2 separate regions of the Homo sapiens genome follow, and region 1 is linked to region 2. Evidence: read pairs that join two places in POLR2A ChIA-PET (ENCODE). Cell type or tissue: PC-9. All regions are shown on one strand. Links, peaks and the distances in the headings refer to the core of each region. The heading gives the core; the rest is flanking DNA.

Region 1 (8,368 bases), core at 82-2,581, 210 kb before region 2:
GAAAGGGGTGGGAGAAGCTCGGGGCGGGAGTGAAGGTGGAGGCTTTTCCTGCCCTGCCGTCAGGAGGGCCTTTAGAATCCTGGGAGCCTTGGAATTTGTCCCAGATCCCAGTGTATCCAGGGGAGGGCCCAGGAGGCCTCTCTGGTCCACCCTGGCACCCTGGGCCCGTGCGGGGGGTGGGGCACGGCTGGCCTCCGACTGCAGGCCCCACCCACGGCTGGTGGTGGGCTCCTAGGAATTTTATGATTGCCTGGGTGGTGGCTTTTACCCTTTTCCCTCGTCACCATTTTTAAAACATGGGATTCTTTCAGAGCTGGCCAGAGGCCCAGTGACATCCGCAGCTTGGCATGCCAGCTCCCCGCTCCTCCCCCGAGCCCTGCCGGGCCCTCCCGCAAGCCCTGCTGTGGTCCTTCCAGGGGCATGGGTGGGGAGCCTGGGGTCCTCCTGGGCCCCCACCCATGCTTCTCCCACACCCAGCTCATCCACTGCCTTCAGCTCCTTTCCTCCCTCATCCCCCGCTCCGCTGCCAAGCTGCTTCTGGAGCTCCTGCCCCTTTCCCATTGACCACCCCCCGAACTCCACTGCACACACACCTTGTTTAGGACGTCCTTCTGCGAGCCCAGGTAGAGGTGAGGCAGGATGCGGGTCAGGCCCACGCTGGGCACAGGCAGGCAGGGCTGGGAGAGGCTCATGGGTAGCAGGGCAGCAGGCTTGCCCTCGCAGAGGCCGGGGAAGCAGGAGGAGAAGGTGGCGAAGCCCCCTGTAGGAGGAGGGCCGTCAAGTGGGTTGAGAGAACACCTAGGGCTCCCTGTCCGCCTAGGGTGCCCTGTCCGCCTAGGGCACCCCATCTACTGCTGAGGATCAGTCACACCCAGCCCAGACCCGAGCCTGAGCCCAGCCGGCAAGCCTCTGGCGGAGCACCTGCTCTGCCCGCGGTGGGGGGAGGGGGTACTGCCACACATTTACAGCCTGCACCTACGCCCACATTCCTCCTCATGCTAATTAGGGGCTGACCCAGCTGAGGACGCCGCTAGGATGCCCGTAAAGGTGGCGTTGAGGTGGCTGGCCATCACGGCACGCGCTGGGCCCAGGCAGGGGTGGGCTCAGAGGCCACAGGGGTCTCCTGCTGAGGGTGTGTGTCACACAGCCCAGAGGAGAGGCCCTCACGAGCCCGGCCATCTCCCATACCCATGGCCTGGGGCCAGGCTGGGCCTTCCTCCTCCCCTGCACTGATGCAATGCCTCCCTGCCTCCAGCTGGCTGGGAGCCCCAGGCCTGGGCTTGGGTGCCAGGACCAGGAGGCCAGGGCTTCCGAGAGGCCCTCCCCGTCCCCAGGCATGACATCACCCTGGCACAGCCCTCGGGGCATTTGCTGTCTGGTTATGGCTGTACTCCACCCAGCAGGGGAGGACGGAGAGTGGAGAAGCCCGGGGCACTGGGGGCACGCAGAGCAGGCAGTGGGCACCCGCTGCACACGTGACCAGCGTGTGCTGCTGCCTTCCACACACGTCCAAGTCCGAGGCCACAGGCTGGTGGGAGGAAGTCCCCTGCCCTGCACCAGCTGGAAGGACCCGAACGTGAATCCCTGGATGTCTGACTCAGTGACCATGGGTAGTGCACACCATGGCTCTGGTCTCAGCTTCCTCCTCCTGCCTGCCACACAGCATCATGTGGTTCCAAGAAGATAATGAGCACGAAGACACATGGTGAGAATGGACCTGGCCGTCCCTGACCTGGCTGGGGCGACCACCGATGTGGACCAGAAACTGGGCAGCACCCACCTGGTGGCTGCCAGCTCTTGGGAGGGTGAAGCCAGCATGGCCCAGCACCACCCCGAGGACACCTTCCAGAACATAAGCCCCCATGGCAAGCCGGCTCCTGCTTGTGCAGAGCCTGAGGCAGCTGGGCTGAGGCCTGCCCTATCCCATTGGACGGGGCAGGGGAGTGACGGCGGGAGCTCAGGGCCTGGGAACCCCAGGGCTCTTTTTTGTCCTGGTTTGCAGAAGAGGCTGGTGCCACATGTGTAGCAGGTGCCCACTGCCTGCCCCGCGTGCCCCCAGTGCCTAGGGCTCCTCCTCTCTCCATTCTCCCCTGCTGGGTGGAGTAGAGCCACCCTGGATAACTCCTGAGGACAGGGGAGTGTGTGCAAACCCCCAACCAGAACACCTGCTGTGCCAGCTCCCCGTGTCCCTAAAAAGGGCGTGACGCTGGGGGACTGTGGAGATAGGGGAAGCTCCAGGCTGGGTGGGTTGAGGCAGCAGCCTTGGAGGAACAGTCTCTTCTGTGGGAACCTGCTGACTGGACAGGGGAAAGCAGGTAGGTGACTTGTCACCAACGACGCCCCAGCTTGCAGGTTCCCCTGAGCAGAGGCTGGGATGGGCACTGTAGCTGGCTTCCACTCACTGTTCTGAGCTGGGGTAGCCCTGGATGTTCCCGCTGCAGGACAGCCCCGGGGAGGCGGAAGGGCTGCACCACTTCTCTGCAGACTCTTCTGCCACCTGCTGCCTCTCCTCCTCCCTGTGGCTCTCCCAGGGATTTTGTGCCTTACTCTCTGCTTTCTCCAGGGCCTGGCCAAAGGAGGAGGTGCTGGGGATTCCATCAGTACCCTCCCACCTCTCCCAGAGGAGGTAAAGGCAGGAAAGTCTCTGGACAGGTGCAGAGAACCGACAGCTATGTCAGCAATTCCCCAGGAAGCTTCCCAGGACCTCCCCAGGCGGAGCAGGTAGTGTGGATGTCCCTACACACCCCACTGTGGATGCCAGGCCTAGCAGGGACCGAGGCTCCAGGGATTTCAGAACCACCCAGGCTCTGGGGGTGAGTGATAAGTGAGGGGTGTTGGGGTTCAGTGGACCCTTTGTAGGTCCCAGCACTCTTTGGGCCCTGGGGAGGCACCCCTACCCCCAGGCATCTCCAAAGGCGCCTTCCCAGTATCCCTGCTCCCTGACTCGGGGGTTTCTGGGGCAGCGCCTGCAGTTCACCTGTTACTCACAGTGAAATCCCAGACTTGAAAAAAGGCGTGTGTACCAGGACATGTGCCTGCCCCATGCCACCTGGGAGACCCTGCAAGCGCTTATGGCCACAGTCACAGACGCACTTCTGCCCGCCACCTCCATGACCCCTGGACTCCCCGCCAGGGCGGGGGCCGCCACCCCACCCACTTGCAGTGCAGTCGCCCGGCCAAGGGTCCAAGGCCGACTGCGGGCCGCTGCTTAAAGGGCCAGGCCCCTCTCTCATCCCTTGCCGCTTGCCCCCCAACATCGTGAGCAGCGCAGCTGGAGTGGGGGAAGAGGAGCGGCAGGGGGAGGTGGGCTTCACAGCAGTCCTGGGACCCCAGCACAGCCTGTCCTGCCACTGTTTCTCTCCCGCTTCCCGCAAACCTGCCCTGCTGTGGGGAGGACAGAGGCTTGGTCCTCACATTCCGGCCTCTACTGTCCCTGCAAATGGACCAAGGAGCTGTGTTGCCTGTGCCGCGGGATCCTGGAACATCCCTTCTCCTGGGTGAGGGGCAGCACCCCTGCCCCCCCCAATATATTCTTTCCCACTCTCCCTGGTTCTTCGCAGAGCCAGCCCAGAGCAGGGGCTGTGCCCACCACAGGGTGGGAGGGAGCCTGAGGGCAGAGCCCGTGGGCCTGCCTGGGTGTCGCCATGAGCCCACTGTATACCACGGGGCCTGGGACTCCTTGGCAGCTGCACTTCTGGAGAAAAGGGGACACAGCCTCAACCTTGCAGGGCAGATGTCAGCACAGAAAGGCAGTTCTGAGGGTGGCATGACCAGGCCCTGGGAGTGCCCTCCTGGCAAATCCTAGCACAGGCCCGGCCCCTCCCATGCCCATACTCATCCACGCCCACCTGCACACCCATGCTGTCCCACCCACCAGTGCTGGGTGAGGGCCCCAGCCCCCCAAACCGTCCCACTCTGGCCTCGAGGGAGACAGGCCCTTCCAGGCTTGGGACTTTCCTGGGATCTGCCTGCAGGTAGGGAGGTGCCACTCTGGGACCTTTCTCAGCCTCCAAGAAGAGTCTCCTGACTCCCATTCCTGGCTAGGGCAGCAAACTGGCCTTTGGGAGGGGTCCTGTTACACCTGGTGAGCTGTAAAAAGCCCCAAACTACTCTCTCCCCGCCCCCCACCAGTTCAGTCCTCAAACTGGACCTAGGGGAACAGGGTTGGATCAGAGTGCGTCATTCTGTGGCTTCTGGTTCTGAGAGTTCACACATATGCACACAAATCCCAAATCTCACCCAGACAAGCACAGGCGGGTACATACACAAATATACCTCCATGTATATACATGCATATACACGTGCACACACGTACATGCACATATGCGCACACACAGGCATGCATATGCCCATACATGCACACATGTACATGCACACACATACATGCATGCACATGCACACACACACATACATGCACACACATGCTCACGTACACACTCGCAGAGGCAGATGCTGGTCACCAGACGCCCAGAGCCATGCACAGACGCACAGACACCCTCTGACCATGGCCACCCAGCAGTGCAGGGTGCTGGTCTCACCCACAGAGAGGTGGGGAGGGAGCCTGGCCTCAATGCTCTTGCCCAGGACACTGGACCACCCTCAAGCCTCCCAGGTGCCCTTTAGGTCCCAGGACATGCCATGTCGGGAGGTCGGCCTGGCCAAAGCGGCTGCCACCCCTTCATCCCCCACAGTCGCCCTCAGGCTGGGTGAAGGTCCCTGCTTCCACTGGATGCAGGGCCAAGGGCCTGGCTTGGCTGCCTACTCCTCACCCCACCGTGCCTGCACCCCACAGTCCCCCATATCCTCTGCTTGCCTGGAACAGCCCCTGGTAGCAGAGGCCAGGCAGAAGGAGCCTGGACAAAGACCCCAGACCTGGATGGGGGAGGGTGCACATCCCTGGGACAGGCCAGCTCCGTCCGGCTCTGGGACCTGGGCCGACCCCAGGAGGTGGATTCTACAGACACGCCCTCAGCCACAGCCCAAGGAAAGAAAGAACCCTCTGGGACCACGAGTGTGTGAGTGTATATGAGTGTGTATCAGCGTGTGTAGGGGGGCGGCTTCCCTGCCTCCAGGGCTTGGGGCCAGTTGCCCAGGCTGCTTTTGGGCCACAGGGATCCCTGGGGGCTGTCTGCTGGGACCCAGGCAGCAGCCTTGGTGCCAGGCTGTTGCCAGGCAACCTGCACTCAGCTGGGCTTTCGGAGGTGGGGGGACTTCCTCGGGACCCCACGGCTCCAACTGAGTTTCCAGAGGATGGGGCCTCTGCCTCCGGCTTCTGACAGGAGCTCCGGGAGTGGGAGGGGCTCCCAGCCTGCATGCCTTGCCCTACACCTCTGGAGCCCAGCTGTACTGTGAGGTTTCCTTCTGTGTTGAGGATAGTCATATTGGTGGGTCCTGAAGTGTGGGCGTCCTGGGGAGAGGATGGTGGGGCCTCAAGAACCACAGATGTATGGAGATCCCCCCGTGCCCAGCGGACACCTCCCTGATGCCCCAGCCCCAGCCCCAGCCCCACTGCTGGCGGAGCAAGTGCCTCGGGGAGGCGTGGGTCATGGACTCACCAGTGAGGATGGCCACGCTGTCGAAGCAGCCGTCCAGCTTGCTCAGCAGGATGGAGAGGAAGCTGTCTGCGGCCAGCACGCTGGCGTCCCGCGTGCTCTGGTCATAGACCACCACGTCCTGTGGCTCCGTAGCCTCCACCTGGGGGCCATGGGGCAGAGATCAGCATGCCGCCTCCACCTATCGATGCCCTGGCCCCGTCCCAGATATGCTGGCTCAAGGGAATAGTAAGGGCATCAGATGATGGGAGGCAGGCAGCTGTCACCTTGCTGCCTGGAGGGGAGGGCAGGTGCAGTCACACACTCTCCTCCATCTGCCAGAGGCCCAGATGCACACACCCACACCACACAGCAAGCCATGGGGGCAGGGAGGGGTGGACTCCTGCCCTGCGCAGCTGTGCCCCCATGCCATGCACATGGGTGAAGGGGACGGACGCTCTGGGCCAGGCCTGTGTGGAGGAGACACAGGTGAGTGCGATGGGAGCCCAGGATAGGACCTGGCTGGCTCCCAGGGTGGCGGAGGGACAGAGAAGCTCGGCCCTGAAACGCATGCCTTCGGGTGTGGGCTCTCAGTGGGGCTAACTGTGTAGCCAGCAATTCTGCTCCCCACCCTATCCCCTCCCCAACCCCCAGCGGAGAAACAGAGGGCTGCAGCAGGACCCCAGGCCCCTGCACCAATTCCGGAGGCAGCAGCTGGAAGCTGGGTTCCTCCTGCCCTCCTCCCCCACCCCAAGGGCCAGCCCAGATGTTGAGCGGCTTTTGCTCAGACAGCACCGGTGCCCCCGCCCTGCAAGCACACACTCAGCCCTTAAGCCAGCTGAGCCGCCAACCCTGGGCTGGGTGACGTCACCGGCAGCCAATGGGATCGCACTCTGCCGGGAGTCCTTGCTGGGGGTCATTAATCACCAGATTCCCCTTGTTGGAAACCAAAGGGAGCCGATTCTGGCCTTGGGGTGGGCGGACTCCTGGCCAGTGGCCATCCCACTTGAGTCCTCCCATGTCCCAGCTCTGAACAGGGCCTATCAGTGACCCAGACCCCTCTCAAAGCCTCCAGGGCCAAGAGCTTGTCACCCTTGTCCCCTGCGAGGCAGTAGAAGGAGGAGGTGCCGCCACCTTCACAGGTCAACAGCCCCGCTGGTCCCTCCCCAGCTGCACCTGATGGTCCTGGGCAGAATGAGCTGTCCTTCCCCAGAAGGACATTCCTGGGGGGCCACAGAGAGAATTCTGGGTCCCTGAATACTCTGCGGGCTGGGGGAAGCTGTGGGACGGGGACATGGACTGCTCACGTGTGCCTTTTGACCACCCCTCCTGTCCTCACAGCAGTGGAAGTGGACCACACAGCTGTCCCTGTCCCGTGTAGGCCAGCTGGGCTGCTCCCACTGCCATGTGGTCACACCTTGCTATTCCACTCACTGCTCCCCTCTGTGAGCCTGGGTTGGCCCTGGCCACACAGTCCTATCTGCGTGGGGAGGGCCCGGCACCTCTGTGCAGAAGCTGAGCAAGGAGGCCCTGGAGGGAGGGTAGGGAAGGGTGCTGCGGGCGGGGGTGCGGGGGATGCCCTGAGCAGGGGCAACAGGCAGCGGTGAGAGGCAAGTGCCAGGGAGGACTGCTCCACACGCCCCTGGCTGTGACCCCAAGGAGTCGAGTTTGGACTGGAAGGCAGAGGAGGGGGGTGCTGCCCGAGCTGAGGGCCCCTTAGCTGTGGACCCTGGACGTGATGCATGCCTGGTGGGCAGTGGGCTGGGTACCTGGCTGCGTGCAGCCGGCTGGATGAGCTCCGCAATGGTCACCTTGCCCTGCTGCAGCCGCCGCTTCACCAGCTTGGAGCAGCAGATGTTGACGGAGCTGAGCACATGCCAGCTGTTGTACTCCACGAAGGAGCGGCTGTCGATGACCAGCGGCCCCCCAGGCCCGCCCCGCAGCAGGCTGGCCAGCTTCTTGGCATCCATCACCTTCCTCGGGAGCCGGTCCCCAGCCATGGTGGGGCAATGGGTGCTGGGGAGGGTGACCCCTGAAGTGAGGAGGGGCTGCTCCGACGGCCCAGGTGTGGCCTCGCGCTGGGAGTGACCTAGCACATGGTGCTGGACCTGCAGGGACAGGGGGATGGTCAGCAGTGCTGCGGGCCCCTGGGTGGCACCCAGAAGCTCCCCAGGACAGATCAGAGCTGGGAGCTGCGCCCACCAGGACACACCAACATGTGCCCGTGGGAACCCTTCTCCCTCTGGAGAGACCCCGTCCAGGTCACAAGGCCAGCTCTCAGCAGGATGCAACAAGGCAGAGGGGGGCAAATGGGCCCCACAGAGAAGGGTCTGAGGGCTGGAAGAGGCCAGGGGTCCTTCCTGTGGGCCCTGGGGTTCACGGACCCTTAGGCATTCCAGAACATTCCATCTCATCCCTGGGACACAGGCATCTCCCTGCTGTGACTTCTGCATCTTTTCCACCACAGGACCCCCAGCAAGTCGGGGTCTGGACTGCACCTCACCCTCCCACATGGTCAAGCTCTCTGCCCTCCTCCGGGCTTGCTGTCCTCACACCTGCCCCTCTCTCCCTAGCACAGCCCCAGGGAGTCCAATCCCTGGAGACTTGACTCCAGGGCAGCTCCGTAAGCCGATAATCCAGCCCCTGGTGGATGGTGGCCTTGGGGCTGCCTCCACTGGAGAGTGGGCTCCCGGGGGCAGCCGGATAGCAGGCGGGTGCGGGAGGGGCTCAGGCACAGAGGCACGGCTCCTTTGCCACTGCTGCCCTCCTGACCTGCAGGCTGAGGTTTAGTGTGCGCCACGTGCCTGCTGGGGGTGAGTGCCCAGCTCCTGCAGGGG
Region 2 (9,270 bases), core at 3,083-5,582:
AAAGAGGAGGCTGCTGCAGGGCACAGAGAGGGGCAGGGGAGGGCCCTGCGGGAAGAGAAGCCTCTTCTAATCGACCTTTTTTTTTTGAGGTGGAATTTCATTCTGTTGCCCTGGCTGGAGTGCAGTGGCGTGATCTCCACTCACTGCAACCTCTCCCTCCCAGGTTCAATCGGTTTTCCAGCCTCAGCATCCGGAGTAGCTGGGATTACAGTTGCCCACCACCACGCCTGGCTAATTTTTGTATTTTAAGTAGAGATGGGGTTTTGCCATGTTGGCCAGGCTGATCTTGAACTCCTGACCTCAGGTGATCCGCCCACCTTGGCCTCCCAAAGTGCTGGGATTACAGGCGTCAGCCACCCCGCCAGGCGCTCTAATCAGACTTGAAGGAGGTAATAAACCAAAGGCCTGGTCAGGAGCCGCTGACATGAGAACAGGAGAGCAGAGGCCATGAGGCAAAGGGAGCCGGCCTGGAGGTGGGGAGGAAAGGAAGCAGTCCGAGGTCAGAGAGAGGCAGTGAGAAGGGGTGAGACTCTGGATGCACTTTTGAGGTAGGGCCAGAGAATTTCCAGGTGGATTATTCGAAACCACCTTTGCAAAATTATGGCTGAGATAGCGGAAGAGCTCTAACTGAATCAACTCCATCTTGCTTCTAATCTCAAGCCATCCTTGTTCATTCCTGGGTGTCGGCTGAACTGTCTTTGAGAGGAATTTAGTTTATAGTTTAAACAAAGATGTTAACAGCCCTTTCCCCAAGCAGAACTCCTTCTTGCCTGGGGACTAGATGGCCTTTGTAGGACTAACATTAGCCACAGGGTTAGAAATTATGGTTTAGGAGTCATGCAGCTGGAGGCTACAAGATTCTGACCCTCTCTCAACTGCTCCTAAGATCAGCGCCTAAGATATTTTGCAGACCTTGCACTTGACGGATCAGCTGGCACCACCCAGATCAATAAACTGGCTCATCTGATCTTGTGGCCCCCATCCAGGAACTGACTCACCGCAAGAAGACAGCTCCAACCCTCTGTGATTTCATCCCTGGCCAATCAGCACTCCTGCCTCACTGGCTTCCCCGTACCGCCAAGTTGTCCTTAAGAACTCTGCTCCGCAGCACACCAATGTGGCACATGTATACATATGTAACAAACCTGCACGTTGTGCACCTGTACCCTAGAACTTAAAGTATAATAGAAATAAATAAATAAATAAATAAATAAATAAATAAATAAAAACAACAACAACTCTGCTCCATGAATGCTTGGGGAGACTGATTTGAGTAATAATAAAACTCCACTCTCCTGCACAGCTGGCTCTGCGTGAATTAATCTATTGCAATTCCCCTGTCTTGATGAATGGGCTCTGTCCAGGCAGCAGGCAAGGTGAACCCCTTGGGCGGTTACAGATTGGACTGACGGTGTGTGATGGAGGGGCCAATACTGACATTCCACGGCCTACCCAAAACCCTAGAAGGATGGCCTTTTATTGGCTGAGATGGGAACAGATGCAGGAGTAAGAGTCTTGGGGAGGAAGGCCAGGAGCTCAGTTTTGGATGCTTCAGATTGAGACAAAGCATGTGGGGCAACCAGGTGATTCTGCTGCATGGCAGCAGTGATTTGAGTTGTGAGTCCAGGGAGAGGTCGGGGCTGAGACGGACATGAGATAGTCATCAGTGCCATGTGTTGTGGTGATAAGATTGGATGGCACCAGGCTGAGTGTAGCTAGAGAATAGAAGAGGTCTAGGGACTGAGCCCAGGGGTCTCCCAACTTTAAGAGGTTAGCGGATTGAGGCTGGGTGCGGTGGCTTACGCCTGTAATCCCAGCACTTTTGGAGGCCAAGGCGGGCAGATCACTTGAGGTCAGGAGTTCGTGCCCAGCCTGGCCAACATGGTGAAACCCTGTCTCTACTAAAAGTACAAAAATAGCTGGGTGTGGTGGCAGATGCCTGTAATCCCACCTACTCGAGATGCTGAGGCAGGAGAATCGCTTGAGCCTGGGAGGTGGAGGTTGCAGTGAGCTGAGATTGTGCCACAGCACACCGGGCAACAGAGCAAGACTCCATCTCAAAAAAAAAAAAAGGAAGAAGAAGAAGAGGTTAGAGGATTGAGCAGGCACCAGCAAAGGAGGTGAGGAACCATCTGGAGACAGGAGAGGCCAGGAGGGTGGGGCCCGTAGAGCCGGCCGAAGAAAGTGGTTCAAGGAGGGAGTGGCTGCTGTGTTGAGTGGCTCTGCTGATGGCCTGTGGAAGATGAGCATTCACCACAACGTTTCACAATTTGACCTTGACAAGACCTGTTTTAGTGATGTGGTGGTGGTGAAGTTTAAGAGAGAATGACTGTCATATTCAATCATCAAGACAGTGTGGTATTGACACAAAGATAGATGGGTGGACAGGAAGGAGGAATCTCAGGTATACAGTGTCAAGGTGACATGGAAATGCAGTGGAGGAAAGGCTGATCTTTTCAGGCAATGGAATGGAAGGGTCTCGATCCCTCCCTCATACCATACACAACATTCAATTTTAGATCAGTTAGGGATGTGATGTAAATGGTAAATCCTTTAGGGAGGAAAAAGGCAAAGAGGGCCACCTTCATGATCTTGCCAAAGAGAATGGAAAGAAAAGCCACACGCTGGGAGAAAAGATTTGCAAAACACATATTTGATACAAGACTTGTATCCAAAATAGGCAAAGAACTCTCAAAGCTTAACAAAAGAAAATAACCCAATTTAAAAAGTGAGCAAATCGTCTGCTCAGACGCCTCACCAAGGAAAAAATGCAGCTGGCAAATAAGCGCACGAAAAGATGCTCAACATCGTACGTCGTTAGGGAATTGCAGGTTAAAACAACAGTGAGACACCACCACATACCTGTAAGAATGGCCAAAATCCAAAACACTGACAACGCCAAATGCCGGGGTGGGCGTGCGGCAACAGGAAGTCTCATGCGTTGCTGGCGGAACTGCAAAACGGTGCAGCCACTTTGGGAGACAGTTTGGCAGTTTGTTACAAGGCTTAAATGTACTTTCATCATACCATCCAGCAACTGCCCGCCTCGATATTTACCTCGATAAATGAGTTGAAAACTTATGTTCACACCAACACCTGCACACGAATGTTTAGAGCAGTTTTATTCACCGTCACTAAAAACTGGAAGCAACCAAGATGTCTGCCTAGAGGTGAGTGGACAGACAAACTGTGGTCTATCCAGACATCGGAATATTCTTCAGCACTAGAAGGAAATGAGCAGGCCGGGGATGGGGCTCACGCAGGCAATCCCAGCACTTTGGGAGGTCGAGGTGGGCAGATTACTTGAGCCCAGGGATTTGACACCAGCCTGGGCAACATGGTGAAACCCCATCTCTATAAAAAAATACAAAAATCAGCTCGGCTGCTGGAGGGAGCTTGAAGTCTCAGCTACTGGAGAGGCTGAGGTGGGAGGATTGCTTCATCCTGGGAGGTGGAAGTTGCAATGAGCTGAGATTGCACCACTGAGCTGCAGCCTGGGCAACAGAGAGAGACCCAGTGTTAAAAAAAAAAAAAAAAAAAGCTACAAGCCATGAAAATCCATAGAGGAACGTAAGTGAAAGAAGCCAACCAGTAAAGGCTACATACTGTCTGATTCCATCTCTATGACATTCTAGAAAAGGAAAAATTATGGAGACAGTGAAAGGATCAGTGGTTGCCAGGGTTTGGGGAGGGCAGATGAATAGGTGAAGCACAGAACATTTTTAGGGCAGCAAGACTGCCGTGTATGATACTGTAATGGTAGAACAGGACATTATGCATTTGTCAAAACCCACAGGATGTACAACTCAAAGAGCGAACCCTGCTGTAAACTATGAACGTTAGTTAACAGTAATGCATCCTTGCATCAGTGATCATCACTTATAACAAATGTGCTGCACAAATGCAAGATGTTGATCATGGTGGCAGTGTGTGTGTGTGTGTGTGTGTGTGTGTGGGTGCGTGTATGTGTATAACTTCTGTTCCTCGGCGGGGGAAGGAAGGGGGCAAGGGGTCCTTCTGCAGCCCTACGGCTTAAGGGACGGCTTGAAGGTCAGATTCCCTGGATGGGGTCAGGCGCTGGGTGTGGAGCAGGGAAGTGGTTTCTTCCCCAAGTCCCCCGCCAACCCCAGGAGGTAGGAGAGGGAGCGGCTGAGATGCTGAGTCACCCCTGCTCCAGTCCTGCCCCTCCCTCCTCTTAGGGCTGAGTCACTGCACTCTCAGAGCTGGGGCCACCATGACCCTCAAGAGAAAGGGGGCTGCGGCACCCTGGGGCTCCAGCCACAGGCAGCTTTAGTTCTGCAAGAGCAGTTGAGGAGGCCAGGGAGGGAATTAGCTTTTTGTCAGCTGACTTTGGACAGGACTGGGGCTGGTGGGGGGAAAGGTGGAGGCTGTGAATGGCTGGCACAGTTAGGGCAGGGGGAGGGGCTGCCCAGGCACAGGTGGGGGAGGGGAAGGGATGCTGGGCACAGGTGGGGGAAGGGAAGGGAGTGCCCAGGCACGGGTCGGGGAGGGGAAGGTGGTGCCCAGGCACAGGCGAGGTTTGGGGGAGAGGGTGTCCAGGCACAGGTGGGGGAGGGGGAGGGGCGCCCAGGCACAGGTCAGGGAGGGGAAAGGGGTGCTGGGCACAGGTGGGGGAGGGGGAGGGGGAGGGGGGTGCCCAGGCACAGCTGTCTGGCTTCCCTCCAGGTCCAGGACATGGCATCTCTGGGTGTCCTGCTGGGAAGGGACCCAGCTTGGCTGAAGGTGCACTGTGCCTTTAGCATCCCCCCAGTCCTCCACCCTGAGGTTATCCAGCTCACCCACCCTGGCCGCTGCCCCTGACCTTCAGTCTGTCTCTCTGTGCAAGGAAGAGGAGTGGCATGCAGGGCTCACAGTTGCTGGAGGCCTCTGCTGTGTCCTCTTCCAGGAGCCTCAACCTCTACCTGCCTCCAGAAATGAGCACCCCCGAGTCCTGAGCTTACTGTGGGGCCCAGTTCTGCACTGGCTGCCGGGGTGTGCGTTTCTGGGCATCCCCCAGGGCTGGACAGGCCTGGGTGCTGTGGAGGAGAGCCGGATGCCAGTCATCAGTTGGGGTTGAACTGGATGACCTTTTAAGCTAACCTCCTGCTCCCCACCCTCTGCATACACCCTGTTCGGGCACCTGACCTTCCAGGATCACAAATGTGTAATAGGAAAAAACCCAAAAGCTTTAGGGTTCAGCAGTCTCTGAGGGCTGCAGTCTCAGGGCACTGATGAAAAGACCAGGGTCCCAGTGGCCCACAAACCCTCTGGATTAGGGGCTTCAGCTCCAAGGACTGAGCCCTGAGCCATGGCCTTCCTCCATCATGGCTTCCCTGGGAGGGCCTGGCAGGCACATGGAGGCCTCGGGAGACCCCAGGAGCCCACAGGTATGGGTGCACCGTGGCAGGCGGCCACAGAGCCCACTGGGCTCTGCAGCTGGAATAACTGAATACGCAGCTCACTGTCCCCCAAGCTTGGTTGGGGACTCTTCCTTCATATTTTAACAAAATCCACGGCACCTCTGGGATGCCGGCGGCTGCTGCACACTGGGGACAAACAAGACAGATGCAGACCTGCCTTCATGGGGCAAATAGGAGCCAAAGCAAGTGCTCAACCAATAAGAGATGTAGTTCCAGACTGTGGTGTGTGCTGAGGGGAACAGCTGGGGCCGGGCTGCCTCAGAGACAGTGAGGAGGTTGGGGTGTCTATAGGGATGACTGAAGGCCTTCCTCAATGACGGACAGGAGCCAGCCTGAGAATGGAATGAGCTGGAGGGACCGAGAGGCCTCCATGGCTAGGAAGGTGGGAAAGGATGTGATGAGGTGAGGTCAAAGGGGTGATGGGGGCCCGCCAGCCAGGGGATGCATCTGGCACAGGAGTGGCTTAGCCAGGCTGCAGGGAGGCCCAGGGAGGGAGCTTCCCTGCCCTGGCTTACTGGGGAGACAAGCCCGGCGCCCAGGAAGGGATGCGAATGTACATGGACTACCCGTGCAAATGCTTATGGTGAAATGTTCTGTGTCAACTTGGCTGGGCCACAGTATCCAGATATTTGCAAACGCTAGTCTAGATGTTTCCGTGAAGGTGTTTTTCAGAGGTGATTCTCATTCCCATTTAAATCCGTAGACTTTGAGTAAAGCCGATGATGTGCCAGTGTATGGTGGGCCTCAGCCAATCAGCTGAAGGCCTTAACAGAAAGAAGACTGAGATCCCTGAGGAGGAAGGAATTCTGCCAGCGACAGACTCGGGACTCACAATGAGGCATCAACTCTTCCCTGGGTCTCCAACCTGCCCTGAGGTTTTAGACTTGCTGCCTCCATAATTACACAGGCCAACTTTAAACAATAAATCCCTCTCTCTCCGCATATATACCTATCACACCCCATTGGTTCTGTCTCTTTGGAGGACCATGACCAGTACAGATGGGCTCAGGGAAGGCATCCCCAAGGGGAGGGTCCTGCCCTGCAGGGGTTTGAAAGCCGGGCAGCCATGCCGGACAGGCCCACGGTGCTGGCCTAGCCAGGGGTGTGAAGGGGAGGGCCTCCGGCAGGGGGGCGGCTGAAGCATCTGGTCTGCAGGCTTTGGAGGGAGGGCAGGTGAGGGTTGAGCCCAAGCAATGGTCGACTAGGAAAGGACAGAGGACAGAGAAGTGATTGGCCTGAGCGTAGGGTGGTCATTCACCTGCAGCGTGGCCAGGGGCTCCGGGTCCTCTGGGTTCGAGGGGATGAACTAAGAGAGCGGCATTAAGAATGGGACAGAGGGCAGACGACAGATACTAAGGAGAGGGGATGGAGGGGGGATGGAGAGGAGATGGAGAGGGGGATAGAGAGGGGATGGAGAGGGGATGGAGAGGGGATGGAGAGGAGATGGAGAGGGGATGGAGAGGGGATGGAGAGGAGATGGAGAGGGGATGGAGAGGAGATGGAGAGGGGATGGAGAGGGGGATGGAGAGGGGATGGAGAGGGGATGGAGAGGGGATGGAGAGGGGATGGAGAGGAGATGGAGAGGGGATGGAGAGGGGATGGAGAGGAGATGGAGAGGGGGATAGAGAGGGGATGGAGAGGGGATGGAGAGGGGATGGAGAGGAGATGGAGAGGGGATGGAGAGGGGATGGAGAGGAGATGGAGAGGGGATGGAGAGGAGATGGAGAGGGGATGGAGAGGGGGATGGAGAGGGGATGGAGAGGAGATGGAGAGGGGATGGAGAGGGGGATGGAGAGGGGATGGAGGGGGGATGGAGAGGGGATGGAGAGGGGATGGAGAGGGGATGGAGAGGGGATGGAGAGGGGGATGGAGAGGGGATGGAGAGGGGATGGAGAGGGGATGGAGAGGGGGATAGAGAGGGGATGGAGAGGGGATGGAGAGGAGATGGAGAGGGGATGGAGAGGGGATGGAGAGGGGATGGAGAGGAGATGGAGAGGGGATGGAGAGGGGGATGGAGAGGGGATGGAGAGGGGATGGAGAGGGGATGGAGAGGGGATGGAGAGGAGATGGAGAGGGGATGGAGAGGGGATGGAGAGGGGGATGGAGAGGAGATGGAGAGGGGATGGAGAGGGGATGGAGAGGGGATGGAGAGGGGATGGAGAGGAGATGGAGAGGGGATGGAGAGGGGATGGAGAGGGGGATGGAGAGGAGATGGAGAGGGGATGGAGAGGGGGATGGAGAGGAGATGGAGAGGGGATGGAGAGGGGATGGAGAGGGGGATGGAGAGGAGATGGAGAGGGGATGGAGAGGGGATGGAGAGGGGGATGGAGAGGAGATGGAGAGGGGATGGAGAGGGGATGGAGAGGGGGATGCAGAGGTGGATGGATGGAGAGGGAATGGAGAGGTGGATGGAGAGGGAATGGAGAGGTGGATGGAGAGGGAATGGAGAGGTGGATGGAGAGGGAATGGAGAGGTGGATGGAGAGGTGGATGGAGAGGGGGACGGCAGCGTTTACTTCTTCCCCTCTGGTTCTCCTAGAAATAAGGATGGCAGACAGGTTCCAGCGCGAGTCCCATAGGAGCAGAGCTGCCCACACAGTGGGTGGCTAAAACGACACATAGTCATTCTCTCACGATTCTGGAGGCCGGAAGTCCAGACTCAGTGTCGCTGGGCTGAAATCGAGGTGTCAGCAGGGCTGGTTCCTTCTGGAGGCTCCAGGGGTGAACCTGTTCCTTGGCCTTGCCCGTTTCTAGAGGTTGCCTTGGCTGGGCCTTGGCTGGGCCCTACCCACATCTTCAAAGCCAGCACTCTAACCTGCTTCCATCTTCTCATCGCCTTCTCTGCCTCCTCCCCTGCCTTTCCCTCCAAAGGACCCCTGTGATGACCTGAGGCCCACCCCAATAATCTAGGATAGCCTCCCATCTCAAGATCTGTTGAGTCACATCGTCAAGGTCCCCTTGACCTGCTAAGGCCACATCTTACCGAAGTCAGGGATGAGGATGTCAATGTCTCTGAAGGAGGTGTTATTTTACCCACAACGCTGCCATTTGTTGAAATGGAGGATGTTGGGTGAGGAAAAGGGGTTCAACTTGGGGCCGAGAGAGTGTGCAGTGCCCATGGACTGAACTTGCAAGTGGAGGTGTCCCCTGGGTCTGCAGGATGAGGCCAGAAGCAAGGCTGGTGGAGTTCAGACAGAGCTCTGGAAGGGACCAGCTGGTGGTGGCATCTGTGTGAAAACAAGGGCAAGCCAGAGGAGTAAGGGCAAGGGGAGGGGCCTGAATCCTGAAGCCCCCTGCTCCAGAACTGGAGTGTTGAAGCTTGCGGTGGAGAGGGATACACTGAGAAAGGCTGAGCTGAGGAGCTGGGGCTGGGCTGGGTGGGATGAGTGATCAGGGCTGAGCTGGTAGGATGGGACCATCAGGGCTGAGTTAGGTAGGATGGGACCACAGGGGGCTGAGCTGTTGGGAGGGGGCCATCAGGGGCTGAGCTGTTGGGAGGGGGCCATCGGGGGCTGAGCTGGTGGGATGACACCACAGGGGGCTGTGCTGGTGGGATGGGACCATGGAAGGCTGAGCTGGTGGGATGGGACCACGGGAGGCTGAGCTGGTGGGATGGGGCCATCAGGGGCTGAGCTGGTGGGATGGGATCATTGAGGGCTGAGCTGGGTGGCATTGGATCATGGGATCTGAGCTGGTGGGATGGGGCCATTGGGGCTGAGTTGGGTGAGATGGGGCCATCAGGGACTGAGCTGGGTGGGATTGGATCATGGGGGCTGAGTTGGGGGGATGGAGCCATCAGGGTGATGTGGTGGGGATGGGGCCTCTGGTGTTGGGTTGGGTGGAATGGGCTG

What was found. Peaks named below come from ENCODE experiments on the same cell type or tissue, not always from the same donor. Only the 100,000 strongest peaks of a DNase experiment are listed, where the experiment ranks them.
Region 1: POLR2A ChIA-PET joins it to region 2 with 47 read pairs; 4 of 35 experiments call an interaction of 5 or more read pairs at or near these places.

The regions. Positions count from the first base shown.
Region 1 is chr11:1,558,296-1,566,663 of GRCh38, forward strand. DUSP8 (dual specificity phosphatase 8) reads right to left here. Exons shown (of 7, transcript NM_004420.3): 2 at 7,301-7,639; 3 at 5,556-5,694; 4 at 594-760. The coding sequence starts at 7,531. Among named protein-coding and RNA genes, the nearest start is that of DUSP8, 9.8 kb to the right of the region's middle. RefSeq lists enhancers at 1-263, 1,062-1,857. In PC-9, for the core only: no CTCF peak of the experiment used is centred there; DNase peaks (open chromatin) are centred at 296, 976 and 1,316; H3K4me3 peaks cover 1,502 bases; H3K27ac peaks cover 937 bases.
Region 2 is chr11:1,768,529-1,777,798 of GRCh38, forward strand. LOC105376517 (a long non-coding RNA gene) reads right to left here. Exons shown (of 4, transcript XR_002957212.2): 2 at 8,403-8,646; 3 at 3,058-3,494; 4 at 2,838-2,972. Among named protein-coding and RNA genes, the nearest start is that of CTSD, 9.2 kb to the left of the region's middle. In PC-9, for the core only: no CTCF peak of the experiment used is centred there; DNase peaks (open chromatin) are centred at 3,423 and 4,153; H3K4me3 peaks cover 435 bases; H3K27ac peaks cover 2,228 bases.